3 separate regions of the Homo sapiens genome follow, and all the other regions are linked to region 1. A link is a loop called in an ENCODE intact Hi-C map of the cell type or tissue named here. Cell type or tissue: CD4-positive, alpha-beta T cell. All regions are shown on one strand. Links, peaks and the distances in the headings refer to the core of each region. The heading gives the core; the rest is flanking DNA. Region 1 overlaps RPTOR (regulatory associated protein of MTOR complex 1). Region 2 overlaps RPTOR (regulatory associated protein of MTOR complex 1). Region 3 overlaps RPTOR (regulatory associated protein of MTOR complex 1).

What was found. A loop is a pair of places that touch in the nucleus more often than their neighbours do. Peaks named below come from ENCODE experiments on the same cell type or tissue, not always from the same donor. Only the 100,000 strongest peaks of a DNase experiment are listed, where the experiment ranks them.
Region 2: it touches region 1 in a loop (2.1-fold over the local background); 3 of 110 quality-filtered maps call a loop at or near these places.
Region 3: a loop joins it to region 1, with 3 times the contacts of the local background. A loop is called at or near these places in 6 of 110 quality-filtered maps.

What each region holds. Positions count from the first base shown.
Region 1 is chr17:80,661,616-80,668,204 of GRCh38, reverse strand. The region is part of intron 3 of RPTOR (regulatory associated protein of MTOR complex 1); the gene reads right to left. Among named protein-coding and RNA genes, the nearest start is that of RPTOR, 120 kb to the right of the region's middle. RefSeq lists an enhancer at 6,298-6,589. In CD4-positive, alpha-beta T cell, for the core only: no CTCF peak of the experiment used is centred there; DNase peaks (open chromatin) are centred at 3,014 and 4,354; H3K4me3 peaks cover 1,151 bases; H3K27ac peaks cover 1,941 bases.
Region 2 is chr17:80,611,197-80,617,785 of GRCh38, reverse strand. The region is part of intron 1 of RPTOR (regulatory associated protein of MTOR complex 1); the gene reads right to left. Among named protein-coding and RNA genes, the nearest start is that of RPTOR, 70 kb to the right of the region's middle. RefSeq lists enhancers at 819-1,319, 1,320-1,820, 3,338-3,837, 3,838-4,339. In CD4-positive, alpha-beta T cell, for the core only: no CTCF peak of the experiment used is centred there; no DNase peak of the experiment used is centred there; H3K27ac peaks cover 1,474 bases.
Region 3 is chr17:80,572,958-80,579,546 of GRCh38, reverse strand. The region is part of intron 1 of RPTOR (regulatory associated protein of MTOR complex 1); the gene reads right to left. The region is part of intron 2 of LOC105371922 (a long non-coding RNA gene); the gene reads left to right. Among named protein-coding and RNA genes, the nearest start is that of RPTOR, 31 kb to the right of the region's middle. RefSeq lists an enhancer at 3,904-4,198. In CD4-positive, alpha-beta T cell, for the core only: CTCF peaks have their summits at 3,822 and 4,033 (motif pointing right); a DNase peak (open chromatin) is centred at 4,036.

The DNA.
Region 1 (6,589 bases), core at 985-5,984:
CACTAGGATAAACTTTGTCTAGTGGAGGCCCAACCTGCCTCTCCGCTACCCCTCAGGCCTGCTACACTAAGGGAAATGTGGTAACTGTTTACTGCTGTGGTATCTGAAACCTGCACTGAAGAACAGGGCAGGTTAGATGCCCGCGCCTGAAACCAGACGTTTCCTCTGTGCAGCTTCCATGTCATCTGTTTGCATTAAACCCCCTGTGGTTCCAGAATCCCATCTGAAGGTCGTTCTGCCCACGGCATTTTTGTTGCTGACAGAATGGCAGACCCTTGTGGATTTTCCCACTAAAATGATTTCACAGAAAGGTTAACTTTTTTCTAAATGCCAGGCTGCCGGTGGGAACCGAATGAATGAAAAGCAGTCACCTGCATTATCACAATCACAATTACACCACTCATTTCACTGAAAATCTTTCCAATCACCTCTGCAGGCTTAAGTCCAAACTGCAGTTAGTATCAAGCAAATGAAGGAGCCTCCATATTTGTCCCATGAAACCACAAAGAATACTAACATTCTCTCCCGTGTGTCAACAACTTGTTATCTTTGTCCCAAGAGACTCAGCTAAACAAAGGTCATGGGTGCGAAGGGCTTACTATTTGCTATGACTTCCACTGACATCTTTTAAATGGGAAGATAAATTATGCAACTTTATTAACTCTGGGCATCTTAAGTCAAAATAGTCAAGAAAAAGAAACTTCGAAAGTGGGATGAGTAGAAAAAAGAGCACCTCACGATGCACTTGTCAGCAAGGAAGGCGATCAAGTCCTTATTCTGTATCCACTCAAACACCTGTTCCTTATTCCAGTAGGAACAAATGCAGAGTCCAGCCTGCTCCTCTGGCTTCCACTGGAATGTCTGCTCACACTTTGCCCACCTTGCCCAGCCCTGGTCTCCCTTCGCTCCCAGCTCAGACGTCACCACCTCTATGGAGCTTCCCCCGGCTGTCCCCCTCCAGCCTCTCCAAGACCCGTCTAACTCTTCCAATGTGGTATGGACTTACTTCCCTGCCTCCCTGGGGGGCAACAAGCTGTACTGGAAAGATCAACATGCACCGGGGCAGGGATCCAGCAGAACCTACCATCAGCACTGGCACGCTGGGAAAGGGACGTGGAGACGGGAACGCCTTCCTCCCGGGGTTATTGGGAAAATCCAGGCCCTGATGAATCAGTGTCCTAACCACACAGAATGCACTCAACAAGTGCCACCTACTGCATTCCTTGAGTAGACAATTCCTGGAGTGCTGTTGGCTGGACTATAAAGCCTTCTCTGAGGATACGGTAGTGGCCTAGAAGGCTCGATCAGAGGACACGGGCAGTAATTCGCATGGCTTCTGGTCAAGAGAACTCGCCATCACCCTTCACAGACAGCATTCTTCCTTTCAAGGCGCTGCCTCAGTTTACCATCCACTCCTTAGGTGGGTTCTCGGACTGCTCGGCCACCCATCTCCCCACGAGGCTCTGCACCACTACAGCAGGGGCAATGTTGGGCGCTGCTCACAGAGGCTGAAGCACAGTGGAATCCCAATAAACATTTGCTGAATGAATGAATGAATGATGTTTATTTTCCCTATCAGACTTAGAATTCTTTGCCAGTAGGAGGTATCACTTATTGTTATATCCACAGCAACTAGCAAAGTGACGCATATATGGCCAATAATCAACATTTTGCTGCGTCCAACCAAGCAGTCATTTTCATCCTTGCGCCCTTCCTACACTCTGCCCAGGCTGTGATTAGATTCCGGGTCACTTGTTTCGGCCTCACCTATACTCACGGCAAGGACCTAACTCTTCAGGGTCACCCTGAAGACAGCGGTAGCTTGTCCTAGCACTTCTTCTAGTCTCCATCTTCTGTGTCTGCAGCAGGCTTGATCGAGGGAGAGGGAACAAGAGTCTTCTTAAACTCATAGCAAGAAGAAAGAGTAGATAATAAACGTAATTTATTTTGGCAAACCAACTTTGGAGAAGAATAATATTTTAGATAATATCAAGGAGAAAGAGTAGATAATAAACATAATTTATTTTGGCAAACCAACTTTGGAGAAGAGTAATATTTTAGGTAATATCAAATGGCAAGATTTTTACTATTTCATATTGAAAGGCATCGAAAGTATAGCTCTTTGAGGGACAGTCACTAAAAATAAAACGTTTGTCCTCCCTGCTCAGCCCACAAGTCCCAGTCAAGGCATGGTAAACATTTCACAACAGACGCAGGATACACGGGCACAGGCAGATGGGAGGGAGAGATACTCAGTGGCCTCCAGGGTTACGAGACAAACAAGACTTCCTTCATCTTTCCGACGAAGATCTTCCAAGAGTTCTTCATACTTTATATCATTTCTAAAGAAAAATTTTTGGGGGGCCGGGCGCGGTGGCTCACGCCTGTAATCCCAGCTGTGGGAGGCCAAAGTGGGCGGATCACGAGGTCAGGAGATCGAGACCATCCTGGCTAACACGGTGAAACCCCATCTCTACTAAAAATACAAAAAAATTAGCCGGGCATGGTGGCGGGCGCCTGTAGTCCCAGCTACTCGGGAGGCTGAGGTAGGAGAATGGCGTGAACCTGGGAGGCGGAGGTTGCAGTGAGCCGAGATCACGCCACTGCACTCCAGCCTGGGTGACAGAACGAGACTCTGTCAGGAAAGGAAAGGGGAAAGGAAAAGGAAAGGAAAGGACATGGAAAGGAAAGGAAAGGACATGGAAAGGAAAGGAAAGGAAAGGAAAGGAAAGGAAAGGAAAGGAAAGGAAAGGAAAGGAAAGGAAAGGAAAGGAAAGGAAAGGAAAGGAAAGGAAAGGAAAGGAAAGGAAAGGAAAGGAAAGGAAAGGAAAGGAAAGGAAAGGAAAGGAAAGGAAAGGAAAGGAAAGGAAAGGGAAAAGAAAAGAAAAAAATTTTCTCAAGAAGAAAACAAGCAGTGTGGTTAGGATGCACGCCGGTAATGAGGGGCTCCCATGCCTCCCTCCCTCCTCGCCAGGAAACTCAGGTCTTTGATGTGTAACAACCGGCAAACCACCTAATTAGGATAATGGAGAGGAAGCCCAGTAAAAACCAGAGACAGCAGGTGGGAGGAGCCACCGCACCCTCGGTTGACAACAGCAAAAACAGGTAAAGTCCTTGCCCAAAGATCTCAGTGATATCCTTTCAAATATTTTAATTGACAGATTAAAAAGAGGGAAGAAAGGAGGGAGAAAGGGGTGGGGAGAATACAGAGGACAGAAGCAGGAGAAAAAGGTCTCTGCAGCTCAGGGAGAAAAAAGCCAAAACATTTTTGTTCCTTTTGAGGAGTAATGCAGATTAAAACTATAACAACATAAATTATGTTTATATAAACATAAAATTTAGAAAAGTATATTTCACTTTGTAAGAAAAAATCCAACTCCTTCTGAAGCAAATAAACACTATAAATTTATCTCAGGCACTTTAGAGTTAACAACTCACATTGTAATAAACGGCCCATCTCCTAATCAAGCAAACTCCCAACAGCCATGATTCCTTTGGAGACTCAGACTCCCTTCGTCTTCACATCCCTTCATTAACCAACACTTCCCAAGCCTGCCAAGGTCAAGGATTCTGAGTGCTACTAAGTGCTTCTTAGGAGACCAGCAGGGACGGAGGAGGAGGTGGAAAGAGAGGCAGGAGGAGAAAAGGGGGAAGAGTGGGGTGAGGAAGAGAAGAAGGAAAGGAGGGAAGAGCAAGCACTGAAAGGGGAAGGAGGAGAAGGAGAAGGGGGCAGGCGCAGGGAGCGAGGCTGCAGGATGGTAGGCCATCGAGGAGGAGAGGGTGAAGCAGCAGCAACTTCAGTGGGAGGGGGAACACCCTAGCACATGAAGCAGAGAATCAATACTGAGTGTAAGAATTATTTTCTCAGGATTGCTTCTGTTACTTAGGGAAAAAAATAAACACAGCTAAATGCATTTGTGCTGGGCATTAAAGAAGAAATCGTATTTTTAATCATTAAGAAAGAATAGGAAGCCTCACAGCACATTTCAGGAGTCTGGAAGCCCAGCCCCCATGAGAAGGCAGACCTTCCAGGCAACAGGGCGCTCCACAGCCAAGATGGTTTGCACGTAAGAGCCCTCTGCGCTAAGTCATAAACACTCCACCACCCAAGTCCCTCCCAGACGCAGCCCTGGAGGAGGCCTGCATTTTGCTCCAACAGAAGTGAGTGACTCCTCCAAGGTTTCTGTCTCAGCCACCACAGGGTCAAGAGCAAATGCCCACGCGGCTGTCACGGGGAAGATGCAGAGCAGTGGGAGCCTGAGGACCCAGATCCTTGTGAGATGAGCCTCAGAACAAACACCCAGCGGAGGATGCTTCCGTGCCAAAGCAGGGCAGGCCAGCCCATCTTGTGCACACACCTGCTTGCACACACGCACACGCACAGAACCAGTCTCAAGCAGAGGAAGGCACAAGGCCCAATCAGGACAGGGTGAGCTCAGGAAGACAGAGGGGACTGTGACTGGGGAGGGGCTCAGAGGGGGTTTCAAAGGCTATGTCACCTTCCATTTCTTAAGCCCAGTAATGTGTAAAAGCAATTCATTCTATTATTTTCCACACGGTAAATAGATCCACGTGCACACTCCATAATAAGCACAAACATAAGCACAGGCTGCCTTCACTCCCTGCCATTCAGGAATGTGGACTGTTTGAGGGGAAATAATGTCAATATCTCACCTAATAATTCATTCAAAGACAACCAAATACCTCCCAGCTCACTGATGCCTACGCTTCCATGTCTCCAGAGTGCTGGAGGAAACTGTAAATAAAGATTCCTCTGCAGATTGCCTGGCTTTGCAAAGAAAGAGATGATTTTTGTCATTTTTGTCAATTTAGAGTGGCTTGCAAAATGTAACTGGAAACATACAACCACCCAATGACCTGCAATCCCATACACTCAAGAGAAATAAAAATATATGGTCCACACAAGACTTGCACCCCAACACTCATGGCAGCTTTATCCCTAAAAGCCAGTCACTGGAAACAGGTGCAGCGTGAACCTGTGGGAGAGGGAGGGTGGATGCACCCTGCGTGGATGTGCAGGCTCCGGGACACCCAGCAATGAGCTGCCGCCCGGACGAGTCTCAGAAGCCTCACCCTGAGTGAACGAGGCCAAACGCAAGAGCAAAAGAATACATCACATGTGGTCACTGTAGAAAAAGGTAAAAAATAAGTGAGGCCACCTGGGCAAGATTATGACAGGGAGAAAAGGCTGGCAAGGCTGATTCCACCTCCCTCCTAACCTCACAGGCGGCTGCCCTCACCCATTCCCGGATGCAGGCACAGCTAACCATGGGAGGAATTTAGTTTGCAGTTGAACTTTAAAGCAAGGATGATAACAGTCCCTCCCTAAAACTGGTCCCCTCCTGGTTCAGGGACTGAAACCACCTTTGTAAGACTATGAAAGGCCATGAGATTAGGATTATGTGAGGGGCCTGAATTCTGCTAAGATGTAGATGTCACTAATGATACCCAGCCATCATCCCTAGCTTGCCTTTCTATAATTCCTTGCTGCTCGGGAGTCGTGGCCAGGTTATAAAATTTGCGACTTCCCCAATTGCTCCTGTAGAAAACAACACATTACAAAACCTAAGACTGGAGATGTTTTTCAGAGTTTTGCGTTCTGGCAACCAACTGACCCCACCTGGACCCATCCTGTGGCCCCACCCAGAGGCAGACTCAGTGCAGAAGACCATTTTCCCCACCCCATGACTTCACCCCCCAACCAATCAGCAGCACCCACTCCCTAGCCCCGCCCACCAAATTATCCATAAAAACCCTAGTCTCTGAGTTCTCAGAGGGGCTGATTTGAGTAATAATAAAACTCCCGTCCTTCCACCTGCAAGGCTTTGAGTTAAATTCTTTCTTTACTACAATATTGCAGCCTCCGTGAATTGGTTTTGTCTGTGCAGCAGACAAGACGAACTCATCGGGGCGTTCAGTTCCATGGGCAAAACTAGCCTCTGGTGATAGGAGGCAGAAGGCGGCTGGCCTCGGCCAGGAGAAACTGACTGGAAAGGGGGCTGAGGGAGCTTTCTGGGGAGTGGAAATGATCTCCATCTTGCTTTGAGTGTGATTAAGCAGGAGGATACAACTGTCAAAACTCATCAGACTAAACACTCAAGATCTACGCATTTTACTACACATAAATAGCATCTAAAAATCGCCTGGAAAAAAGTTTTTAGAAAGGCATATGAAAAACGGGTGTTCTAAGCTTTAAGAGATTTAAAGAGACATGAAATATACAAAATGGAAAATAGAATGGCCCTTTCTGTACACCTCTAAATCTGTTGTTTTGACTGAATTACCGAGGCCCTGGTGTGCAGCGCAGTGAATCTCGAGCGGTGCAGGGTCCAAATGCCACGAGACTCGCGGCAACTCCGTTCATCACAGCCACTGTCTTGGAACCACTGGATGGATAAAAACCCATACTGGGAGAACCAGGAGGCAATAAAGAGCAACTCTCTCATGCGCCATCCTAAGAACCCACTAAGAAAGGGGGCGGGGGGTGGTGGGGGATCCCTTTCCCAGCAGCAACAGAAGCTCTAAGAAGAAACTTAACAAGATGTGCATAGGAGCGCCGGGGAGAGAC
Region 2 (6,589 bases), core at 790-5,789, 50 kb after region 1:
ACTGCGTGAGGAGCTAGGAACCATTTCTTTGCTGTTCTTTAGTCGTCGATAATCCCCAAGGATACTTGTGGGATTTGCCTCTACCCGAAACACCTTATGGGGTGAAATTAACAAAAAAAGAAAAAGTGAAAATAAAAATACTTTGTCACAGAGCAAAAATACGTGATCTGCTGCAGTGCTCTGAGCCCTAGGATTCATTTTTCTCTACACTTACAAATTAATTCCAAGTCATTCAACAGCATAAAATCTAAATACGATAAACTGTATCCTATGGAAGCCTAAAATTCCACGTTGAAGGGCATAATTAAATGGCGTATATTAAACAGTGTTACATGATAAAATAGTATATGTCCTTTACAAAAACATACTTTCAGATTGCAACTGTTGGTGAACTCTGTTGGTAAATGGGTGAACTCTGGGGTATGTGAATTGTATCTCAGTAGAGCTGTTTAAAAAATATGTTCTCAAAGAATATTAAATGGCACAGGACATGCTCAAACATAACTGAAAAGAGGAGGGTACAAAACTGTACCCACAACTGTGATTCCAAATATAAGGTCGTACCAAATGAAAACACAAGATGTCATGAGTGATTCTGACCTCTTCAGAGGAACGTGGATGATTCTTCTTTTCTTCTTTGTACCTGGCCCTTCTGTGTATGCACTTTCCATCTACCATAAACATGTTATTTCTATAAGCATGGGGGGGCAGAAGTGGGGATAAAAATGACTTTACCACAATAGTCAAAAATTTTTTTCATGGTTGTGCATGTATGTCTATACAACTGTTTTTATACCCTGAAGATATAGAAAATAACCTGCGCAGTCAGCTGAAGCTTGGGCGAGTATCCAAGGTAACTAGCAAGCTGGACCGGTGTGAGGAATGTTGTGCTGGCAGTATTGGGCACACTTAAGAGATCGAGTCGTGTTTCACTTACTCCTGGGAACTCTGGTCCTTAAAAACCAACAAATAATTGGTCTTCGTAAAGTAAGTATAGCAAAGGGCTCTAATATTTTTTTTTTCTCCACTCCTTCCCAGTTCAAGATACAAAGTGAAGCCTATTGCTTCAATAGGGCTCAAACGGATCCTCCCATCTCAACCTCCCGAGTAGCTCAGACTACAGGCATGCGCCACCATGTCTGGCTAATTTTCTAAAATTTATTTCATGGAACAAGATTTTCAACTTTCAGGCCGGGTGCGGTGGCTCATGCCTATAATCCCTGCACGTCGGGAGGCCGAAGCAGGCAGATCACGAGGTCAGGAGTTCGAGACCAGCCTGGCGAATATGGTGAAACCCCATCTCTACTAAAAACACAAAAATTAGCCAGGCGTGGTGGTGTGCACCCATAATCCCAGCTACTCGGGAGACTGAGGCAGAATTGCTTGAACCTGGGAGGCAGAGGTTGCAGTGGGCTGAGATCGTGCCACTGCACTCCAGCCTGGGCAACAGAGTGAGACTCCGTCTCAAAAAAAAAAAAAAAAAAAAAGATTTTCAATTTTCAATAAATGGATTGATTTCAAGGCTGTTTAGAGATTTATTTGATAACACACTGGGCCACAGCTTTACTATTCCTGATGCAAATTAAAATTAGCCACATTATCATGGGACTGAGTCATTCATTCAGGGCTAATTTTCCTTCCACTCTTCATTATCCAGCAATATGTTACCCATGGTACAGGCTTCATCAAATCAACCCCAAGGCAAGTAAAAATATGCAGGGCTCCCAGGCAGGCTGAAGACATAAGCCCATGGCATTTCTCAACAGAAAACTCTCAGAATGCTCAGAGCTTTGTTCTGCTTCTGTACCAGCCTTCTGCTTGGGCCAACGCATCTCATGAAGCCGTTCCAAAGGCCCCATAGCTCCAAATAGACGCGGGAGGTGGATTCCAATAACAGAGGCCTGGAAGAAAGGCCTCCGGGCCCCACTGCAGCTGCCACGGCATAAACCTGGCTAAATGGATATTTTCAGGAAGATGACGTCTAACATTAATGACAAGGGCTAACATTTACTTGGGAAGAAAAAGAATGGAGGAAGGGAAATTAGCCAGGAAGCTGTCACGGTGGAATAAGAAGGCCTGAGCTAGGTGTGGCAAGAGTGGAATGGGACAAGGAAGAAAGAAATCTCAATTTCAAAGAGAATAGGTAACAGCATGTGCTGCTAAGTGGGTATCAGAGATGAAAGGCATGGGTGAATCAAAGGTCTTGCACAGCTGAAAACCTAGTAATAAGCCGTCCATTAAGATGCCCCATGGGGAACCACGGCAGACATCTGCCATCTGTAGTTCCCCATAATCTTCTTAACACCTTCCATATATTTGACAATTTCTTATGCTACGGTTCATAGCTTACTAAGGTGGGGAAAAAAAGACTGTGTCCTGACTCCTGCAGCTAAGGGGCCAGCATGTGACCTGGGTTCCTATGATCAGATGCACCTACAAGATCCAATTCTAGACCCTGAGACTCGAGGCCCCCGTTCCACAGGGAGGTGAGCACCCTGTGAGCTGTGTGGCAGAGGCACCTGGCTCTTCAGGAGGCGGTGGCAGGTCTTCTAGGACTCCTCCACTGTCTCAGTTGCTCAGCAGCTACAGAAGCCCCCTTGAAGCCTACCATAACGTCAGGGACCGGCTCTCGGGTCTTCTGGAGATCCTTGGCAAATCCCCTTTCTATTTAACCTGGCGGGAACAGACTCAGATATTTTCTCCGAATGGCTTTTTCTGCCATCTACGTAAGAATGATGGCTTAGCAAACCTCACCTTAGTAAAATAACGTCAGAACTCTCCCCATGACCCAACTATTCAAAGGAATCCTAAATGAGGAATTACCGCAGGACAAGGCCAAAGGTGGAAGGAAATATCAACGTGAAATAACAAATAGCAACACTGCAGTTTCCTCCAAGTCCTGGTGACGAAGGCAACAGCACACGCAAGTATCCTTGGGGATTATCGACGACTAAAGCAGCTGTCGGCAAAGCGAGCACTACAATAAAGTCCATGGTTCAGAATTTTACAAAATGCAGAGTGGCACATGCATCTTCCCTGGGTGCTTCAAAGCCTCTCTTGGCTACAGATTTTAAGATCTGAGCAGTGAGATGGTTTCTACAGCCTGCTATTCACTACACATATTTCTTCTTGACATTCTTGCAATTCTAATTGCCCGAAATATTTTTTCTTTAACATTCTCTATCTGGTCTGATCTCATGAAGTTGAGAGAAACACGTAACATAAAACAAGGAAGGCCACATTTACCACCACAGAGCTCCATCTGAACAGGAAAACCTCACCTACAGACACAGGCCTGCAAAGGCAACGCAGAAGCCAACACAGGAATCAGATATTCTGAAGGAGCCACCTAAATCAGAAATATTTTCTTGATATAGTAATTGTTGACAAAAATTCAAGCAGAGCCTTTCAATATTTGGATTTTTTTTCTTTAGAAAATAAATTTCAAAAATGGCATTCTTCAGGAAATATTTCAAGCATGAGACAAGGTGAGGCCTCTGAAACACTGAGGACAGGCCCCCTTCTCGGGGAGGCCACTTTGCTGTCCCCACAGGCTGGCCTGAGCACACCTCTGGGACCCCCAACCGCAGCATGTGGCTTGGTGAGTATGTGTATTGGGGGTGGGCTCCCCTGGCTCTGGGTGGGTCTTCCAGGCCTGGCTTATCTTTGAGCCCCCAGCACCTAGGGGTGCTGACATGAAGAGAGTGTCCAGCCATTTCCTTGTCAGGAAGGGACAGGACAATGAAAGGCCCCAGTGGAGTGCAGCAGTGTCGCCGGGGAGGCCTTCCACCAACACCAGGAGGAAAGCCAACCTTCTTCCCAAGATCTGGGGCAGGAATCCACTCAGCACGGCCACATCTGGGTGCAGAGATGATGCTGCGATAGACGCTTCATCGTGCTCCACAGCCACTTATCCAGAACACGCGGCCCAGCCCGAGTCTCAACACCGCTTCATTCAACAACAGAGAGCACCTGTGTCCACACAACACGTGGCCCAGCCCGAGTCCAACACCACTTCATTCAACCATAGAGAGCACCTGTGTCCACACAACACGCGGCCCAGCCCGAGTCCAACACCACTTCATTCAACAACAGAGAGCACCTGTGTCCACACAACACGCGGCCCAGCCCGAGTCCAACACCACTTCATTCAACCATAGAGAGCACCTGTGTCCACACAACACACAGCCCAGCCCGAGTCCAACACAGCGTCATTCAACCATAGACAGCACCTGTGTCCTGTTAGTTCTTGAAAGTGTCCATATATGAATGTTACTACATACTAAATATAAGCACAAGAAAAGAAGTATGAAGAGACAGAGATTCTGAATGTTCACTTTGAACGTCTTCATTAAATGCTTGTGGCATCAGAGTCAGGTCCTGGGGCTGCGGTGCCCTGATGAACAAGATGTGCCCTGTCCCTTCCAGGGACAAGAGACACACATAAGTTTCCTTCCAGAAATGCCCAGAGTGCCACAGATCTCCCAGGAAAGACTTAGAACTAACCCTGTCTGACAGCACTGGGGAAAGCTTTGCAAGGCAAAGTGTCACTCGAGTCTGGAGAGAGAATTCACAGGCAAACAAGAAGTGACGGGCCACGGAGGCTGCCAGGAGCAGAGGCAGGAAAGTGGCCAGGTTCTCCAAGCAGAGCCAGCAGGACTCTCGGACAGGATGATGATGATCACTGAAGGCCACACATCACACCAGGGCAGGGGGGCCTTCATCTTACAGGAGATGCATCCAAGGGGGGACCCTGGCTCTGTGGACAGACGCTGATGCTGACGGACTATGGACTTTGAGATGCTTTAGGTTCTTTTTATAACTATACATACACGCTTATATATTTTACTTTCCCCTTAAAATTTCCATCCACATTATGGCCTTACATCTTTGACAAAAGTTTTGTTTGTTTGTTTTTGAGACAAAGTCTCATTCTGCCTCCCAGGCTGGAGTGCAGTGGCGTGATCACGGTTCACTGCAGCCTCAACCTCCTGGGCTCAGGTGATGCCCCCACCTCAGCCTCCCAAGTAGCTAGGACCACAAGTGGGTGCCACCACACCAAGCTAGTTTTTTTGTATTTTTTGTAGAGACAAGATCTCGCTATGTTGCCCAGGTTGTGACAAATGATTTCCAAATCAGTTTCAATTAAAAGTCGAAGAAGAGTATTTACACCTTTCTTTGTACATAAGACACAGGCTTCAGAGAACAAATGAGCCACAAAGCAAAGGCTGAAAATCAGAATGGCTTCAGATAATTCGACACTGGAAGCTAAGCAAGTCAGATTTACAACACAGAATTTAATAACTAGACAATCAGTTATGTGTGAAGACAGAGTAAACATTAAGATTCATATATTAGGCCCAACAGTGGCTCACACCTGCAATCCTAGCACTTTGGGAGGTCTAGGTGGGAGGATCTGTTGAGCTCAAAAGTTCAAGACCAGCCTGGGCAACACAGCAAGACCCTGTCTCTACAAAAAAATTTTTTAATTAGCCAGGCATAGTGGTGCACACCTGTAGTCCCAGCTACGTGGGAGGGTAAGGTGTGAAGATCACTCGAGCCCAAGAGTTAGAGGTTACAGTGAGCTATGATGATACCATTGTACTCTAGCCTGGGTGAAAGAGTGAGAACACTTCCCTTAAAAAAGATGCCTATTTTTAAAACTATCCTATTTTAGAGTGAGAGCAAATCTTCTAAGTTAAAGACTGATCACTTCCTGGTGTAATGCAATGTGAAGTCATCAACAACACTTATGAAGCGTTCTTGCCAAAAAGACTTAATGTGGATACAATCAAACCTCTAGATTGAACTTCCAGTTTGCAGGAAATGCAGGGAATGAAAAGACAAGTGAAATGATGCCATGAGGAAACACTCAGCAAAACCTAAGTGGGACATTCTCCAACACAAGCAGCAGGACCCTTCCACAAGAAGTCTGTGTCATTTACAGGGGGGGAAAAACCTCTGCATTTAGAAAAGACTAAAGAAACAAACATAATGAGTAGATTTTGTTTTTTTTAAAAAAAAAAAAACAGCTATAAAAGATGTTATTGAAACAGCTGAAGAAATTTCAATATAGACGAACTATTTAGATAATATTGTGGAAGTATGGTCAATTTTCTTAGGAGTGATATTGGTATTATGGTTAGACGGGTGAATGATGTTTGAATTCTTATGAGATGTGTGCAGGAGTATTCAGGAAGAAAATCACTAGCCAGGCATGGTGGCTCACTCCTGCTCACGCCTGTAACCCCAACACTTTGGGAAGCCGAGTTGGGCAAATCACTTTAGGTCAGGAGTTCAAGACCAGCCTGGCCAACATGGTGAAACCCCCTCTCTACTAGAAGTACAAATAAAAAATTAGTTGGGTGTGGTGGTGCGTGCCTATAATCCCAGCTACTCAGGAGGCTGAGGCAGGAGAATCACTTGAACTCAGGAAGCAGAGGTTTCGGTGAGCAAAGATCGCATCACGGCACTCTAGCGTGGGCAACAAAGTGCGACTCCATCTCAAATAATAATAATAATAATAATAACATGTGCTACTTACTTTCAAATGATTCAAAAACAAACAAAAGTGTGACAGAAAGAGCAA
Region 3 (6,589 bases), core at 1,052-6,051, 89 kb after region 1:
AGTCAGGTGTGAAGTGTTGTTGTGGCAAAAACCTCTTGCCATAAAGATCAGGAAGGGCCGGGCATGGTGGCTCACGCCTATGATCCCAGCACTTTGGGAGGCTGAGGCAGGCGGATCACCTGAGGTCGGGAGTTCGAAACCAGCCTGACCAACATGGAGAAACCCTGCCTCTACTAAAAATACAAAATTAGCCAGAGTGGTGGTGCATGCCTGTAATCCCAGCTACTCAGGGGGCTGAGGCAGAAGAATCGCTTGAACCCGGGAGGCGGAGGTTGCGGTGAGCCGAGATCGCACCATTGCACTCCAGCCTGGGCAACAAGAGCGAAACTCCATCTCAAAATAAATAAATAAATAAATAAACAAATAAATAAATAAAAGATCAGGAAGGGATCCACAAAGTCCTTGAGGCCCTAACTCGGGCAAAGCACAGGAGGCTCAGATCCCATATGTAAATAATAACCCCGAGTACCTGTGCAGAGTACCAATGCAGAGTACCTGTGTAAGGTAGTTATAAGTTGCAAGGGGACAAAGCAAGTAAGGAGAGTTGCAAGGGGACAAAACAAAACCTTAAAATTACTGCTACCACATGAAGTTCAAACCTGTCCAGCACCCTCCAGGGAGGCTGGCAGGCGAGGAGGGAGGATGGTTCCCTTCCCAGCTGCCGGCCGCCCCCATGCCCTCCTGCTTCCTTCTGCTCCCAGGCCCCTGCACTGTGCACTTAGCAGCGGTGCCAGCAAGCGCCAGGCTGTGTCCCTACCTCAGTGGCCCAAGCCCCAGCTCACTGGGTCCCTTCTCTAGCCATCTAGATTTAAGTAACTCCAGCCTCTTCTATTTGTTCCCCCAGCCCTAGCAGCAGCACCTGCCTCCTGTAGTTACCGTCTCAGTCAAGGTTTCCTTTTGGCCCTTTCAGCCCCTCGAAAGCCTGTAAAACCAGTTCCCCACCTAAATCCGCTTGGTTGAGATACCTGGTGTGTTTTCTGTCTTCTTTACTGGATCTTGGTGGATACACCTTCTAATGCTTCAACTCAAAGAGAAAAGACACACATAAATCAGAAGCAACAGAGCCCACGGAAAGCAGCCACGTCTGTCCTGTTGTTTGGCCATGTTGGGAAGCTGGACAGCTTGTGTTGATCAGAAATCACGACTGCAAGATACCCTGTGTTCCCTCAGCTGACACGCCACTTTGGAGACAGTCAGGCCTGAGTTCAGGGGACCTTCTGCAAATTACTTCACCTCTCAAGCCTTCAATTTCCTCCCTTGAAACTCAGGACCAAAGCAGTGCCAACATCGCAATGACTGTTGACATCTGGAGTGAAATGTACCACCCCCCCAACCACTCACTCATGAAAGATCCTTTACTCCACACTAAACAACCCAGCTCCCTGACTTAAGTTCCTCAGATGACGGTTTGCATCCCTTCACTATCTCAGCCACGCACCTTGAATAAATTCCAATGTAACGTGCAATCTTTTTAAAGAGGGCGCTTCTTTAGAGACAGCTCATGAGCAGAGAGGCTATCTCCGCCCTCAGTCTGGATGCTGCACTCTGTGAACACAGCCAGGGTCTGACGCATTTGACTGCGCCGCACATCACAGCGTCAGGCCATATTTTGCCTTCAATCAGCTAAAATAACCTAAACATGTTTGCATAAGCCTAAGAAGTGTTCAAACTGACACTGCTTCATTAAGCGTAGGTCTTCCAGATTACAAAGAAAGCCCATTCTGCATCTTGGCTATTCACCCTCTCCCTCCAGGAAGGCTGCAGGTCCAAGGCCCTTCGAAGAGAATGGCACTGGAGATGGGCATGAAGCCCAGCTCCAGAGCTGGACTGCAGCTTCCACACAGTTTGACACCCTGGCCATGACACCCTGCTGCTACCTCTTTATCTATTGCTTGATGAAAAGTATAGACTGTACACTTATCCAATTCTTCAGTGACTTCCGTGGAAAGGACTGTAAATAAGCTGGAGAGTCAGGCGCAATGGCTCACGCCTCTAATGCCAGCATTTTGGGAGGCCGAGGCAGGGGGACTGCTTGAGCCCAGCAGTTCAAGACAAGCCTGGGCCACATAGGAAGACCCTAGCTCTATAAAAAAAATGTAAAACTTGCCAGGTGTGGTGGCATGCACCTGTAGGTCCCAGCTGTCCTCAAAGTCTAAAAGAAAACATCACTCTAGAATTCCATCCCTAGGAAAAATACCTTTCAAGAATGACAACTGAGGCCGGGTGTGGTGGCTCATGCCTATAATCACAGCACTTTGGGAGGCCAGTTCAGATGGATTGCCTGAGGTCAGGAGTTCAAGATTAGCCTGACCAACACGGTGAAACCCATCTCTACTAAAAATACAAAATTAGCCAGACATGGTGGTGCATGCCTGTAATTTCAGCTACTTGGGAGGATGAGGCTGGAGAATCATTTGAACCTGGGAGGCAGAGGTTGCAGCGAGCTGAGATCGTGCCACTGCACTCCAGCCTGGGCAAAAAGAGCGAAGCTTCATCTCAAAAAAAAAAAAAAAGAATTATGACTGAATAAAGACATTTTCAGAGGCCAGGCATGGGAGCTCACGCCTGTAATCCCAGCATTTTGGGAGGCCAAGGTATGTGGATCGCCTGAGCCCATGAGTTCGAGACAAGCCTGGGCCACAGGGCAAAACCCCGTCTCTACAAAAAATACAAAAATTAGCTGGGTGTGGTGGTACACACCTGCTGTCCCAGCTACACAACAGTCTGAGTTGGGAGGATGGCTTGAACCCAGGAGGTGGAGGTTGCAGTGAGCCAAGGTCATGCCACTTTACTCTAGCCTGGATAACAGAGCGAGACCCTGTCTCAAAAAAACAAAAACACACAAACAAAAAAGATATTTTCAGACTAACGAAGTGAATGTGGCATCAGTAGACCGTCATGAGAAAAGAATTCTGAAGTCTTTCAGTCAAAGTAGGTGGCCCCATAGGAAAGTTCTGAGACGCTAAAGGAAAGGAGAGCGAAGAGTCAAAAGCATGTGCATCAGCCTGAAAGAACAATGACTGCCGAAAACAAGGATGGTAACTTGGGATGTTAAAAATAAAATACTGTACACAGCAATACTCACATACAAGAAACAAACGGATTAAATAATTTCCTAAGTCTTGGGTTGTCTAAGAAAAGAATAAAGGTCATGACGGACGTTGTACTTTTTTCAGTATTCCTACTGTAATTTCTAAGAAACCATTACAAGAGAAAAACAGTGCACTGCTTCAAAAATAGTAAAAGGGAAGAAATTAAATATTTTCAATCTATAAAAAGGCATTTAAAAAAACATTACAGGAAGGACAAATAGAAAGCACAAAAGAGATGGCAGATTTAGGCCCCAATGGCTGTAAGTAGACTAAGTGCTCCAACTGAAAGACAAAAATCATCAGACTGATCTGTTTTAATCCAACTACAAGCTGTTTATAGGAGACATATGAAAAATACAAGGCTACAGAAGTGTTGACTTATATAAAAGGACAAATAAACAAGACTGACACTAACCAAGAGAAAACTGGTGTAACTATCCTGAGACAAAACAGACTGTAAGGCAAAAAGTTTTATTAGGGATAAAGAGTCACTTTACAACAATATAGACTCCAATTTACCAGGAAGATACAACAGTTTTACAACAATATGGCCTCAAAATATAAATGAAGCACAAATGGGCAGAGAATTCTATCTAAATATGTCTAATAAGGAGAATAGACATATTTACAATGATGGTGAGAAGTGTTAATACACCTCTCTGTTACTGATAGAAACAGTCAAAAAAATCAGTAAAGTGTAAATGATTTGTACACCACAAATAAAATATTTGACTTAATGGACACGTATAAAAGGTGGCACCAACAGCTGTAGACACGCATCGTGTTCAAGTACACAGGGAACATTTACAAAAACTGACCACGCACGGGCCTATAAGGGACAGAGCAGCTGAAATTCCAAGCGTGTGCATGCATGTATGCACACGTGTGCACACAGCGGTGCAACCTACACCATCCACAACACGAGGGGGCGCCATTCGCACATGGCAACGGTGTGGATGGCTCCCCCTACAGACGTGCGGTGCACCTGCTACTGCCCTGCTGACAGACGTCTACTGATCAAAATGCAATTAAGAAATCAAAAATAAATCCTAGAAAAAGTCTTCTATGTTTAAAAATTACAACACTTTTAAATAATAAATTGATCAAGTCAAAATAAAATTTAGAGAATAATTTGAACTGAACAAAAATACTGTATATCCAGCCAGGCATGGTGGCTCATGCCTATAATCCCAGCACTTTGGGAGGCCAAGGCGGAAGGAGCCAGGATTCAAGACCAGCCTGGGTAACACAGGGAGACCTCGTCTCTGAAATACATAAATATATTTTTAAAAACTACTACTTGTTGAATGCCATTAAGCATTTACATTTCTAAATGCTAAGTGCATACACTAGAAAAGACAAATGGCTGAAAACTAATAAGGTAAGTACTCATCTCAAGAATCTCCCCCTCAAGAATGGCGGAAAAGGTAATAAAACAAACCCAAGGAAAGTAGAAAAAAGGAAATAATAAGATATAAAATAAACTAGGGGGCCAGGCATGGTGGCTCACATCCGTAATCCCAGCACTTTGGGAGGCCAGGGCAGGAGGATCACTCGAGGCCAAGGAGTTCAAGATGAGCCTAAGAAACATAAGAAGACCCTGTCTCTACAAAAAAAAAAAAAAAAATTAAATAAGCTGGGCTTGGTGGCACACATCTGTAGTCCCAGCTACTTGGGAGGCTAAGCGGGGAAGACCGCTTGAGCTCAGGAGTTCAAAGCTGCAGTGAGCCATGATCGCACCACTGCACTCCAGCCTGGGTGACAAAGCAAGATCTTGTCTCAAAAAAACAACAACAAAAAAGAGTGGACGCACAAATCTCAATGTCAGGAATAAAAAGGAAACATTACTACAGTCCCATTGACTTTAAAAAGATCACAAGAGGATGTTACAAACAACTTTATGCCTATAAATTTGAAACCTAGATGAAATAGACAAAGTCTTCTTAAAATGTAACTTGCCAAAACTGACTCAAAAAGAAAAAAAAAACCGGCCGGGCGCGGTGGCTCACGCCTGTAATCCCAGCACTTTGGGAGGCTGAGGCGGGTGGATCATGAGGTCAGGAGATCGAGACCATCCTGGCTAACAAGGTGAAACCCCGTCTCTACTAAAAAAATACAAAAAATTAGCCGGGCGCGGTGGCGGGCGCCTGTAGTCCCAGCTACTCGGGAGGCTGAGGCAGGAGAATGGCGTGAACCCGGGAAGCGGAGCTTGCAGTGAGCCGAGATTGCGCCACTGCAGTCCGCAGTCCGGCCTGGGCGACAGAGCGAGACTCCGTCTCAAAAAAAAAAAAAAAAAGAAAAAAGAAAAAAAAAACCATCTTAAAAGCTTAAATCAGAACTTTAAAAATTTTTTTACAAACAACACTTTCGGATTACATGACCTTATGGGCAAGTTCTACCAGGCATTTGTGGGACAAGTTATTCCCAACCTGGACACGAACTCTCGGGAACTCAAGAATTGACATGAAGCCCAAAACTTCCCCCGACCCAGGCATGTGGGCAGACAGCTGTAGGGCTGACTCTTGCAGCCCTGCTGCCCTGGAAATGCACCAGTTAAGATAAATGGGGAAGGCCAGTGCTAGGAGCTGGTTCTCCATCTGGGTTCCCATGAGCCTTCTGATCTGTGGGATGTCCTGGAGTAGAGGGGTGTAAGGTGGCCTCATGATTAGAATGACACTCAAGACCAGCATGAAACCACGGCTGGCTCCTCTGCATCCACACCCCTTACATAACTGCATCCGATCCCCAGCAGCCTTACACACTCTTCAGGATCAAGGGGGCAGGAAGCTGTGTGCATGGCTGCCAGGGCTCCTGATGACATGGAGATATCATGAATGCTGCATATAAAGCAATATAAAAAATAATTTTTACTCTTATATACCTACCAAATAACAGGCTAAAAACTTAAATTTTTTAAAGTTGCCTCTTAGGACAGCATCAAAATAATATCAAGTACTTAAAAGAATTCCAACAAAAGATGGGCAACACCTCTACAGGGAAAAGCATATAACTTAATTCAGGGAAATTAAAGAAGACCTATCTAAATAAGAGATATGCCATGTGTGTGGACCAGAAGTCTCAATTCTGAAAAGATATCAAATCTGTCCAAATTGATGTATAGGCTCAGTGCAATCCCAATCAAATACCCCCCAAATTTTCTTTCTTTGAACTCGTCAAGCTAATTGTTAAACCTATATGAAGAACAAAAGAACAAGAATAGCCAAGACATTCTCAAGAAAAACAAGTGCTTCCTTCACACATTTTTTATAAAGCCCTAGTAATTAAAGCAGACAGAGTGGTGCTAGGGCTGACCAATGACACCAGCAGATCAATGGGATAAACAGCAAGTCCCAAACAGACCTACTTGGCCTACGACAGAGCACTGCAACTGAGGAAGAAGGATGAGCTTTTCACAAAAATCTACTAAGACAACTAGATATCCACATGGGAAACTAGATCCCCACCTTAAACCATACACAAAGTTTATACAAAACTTA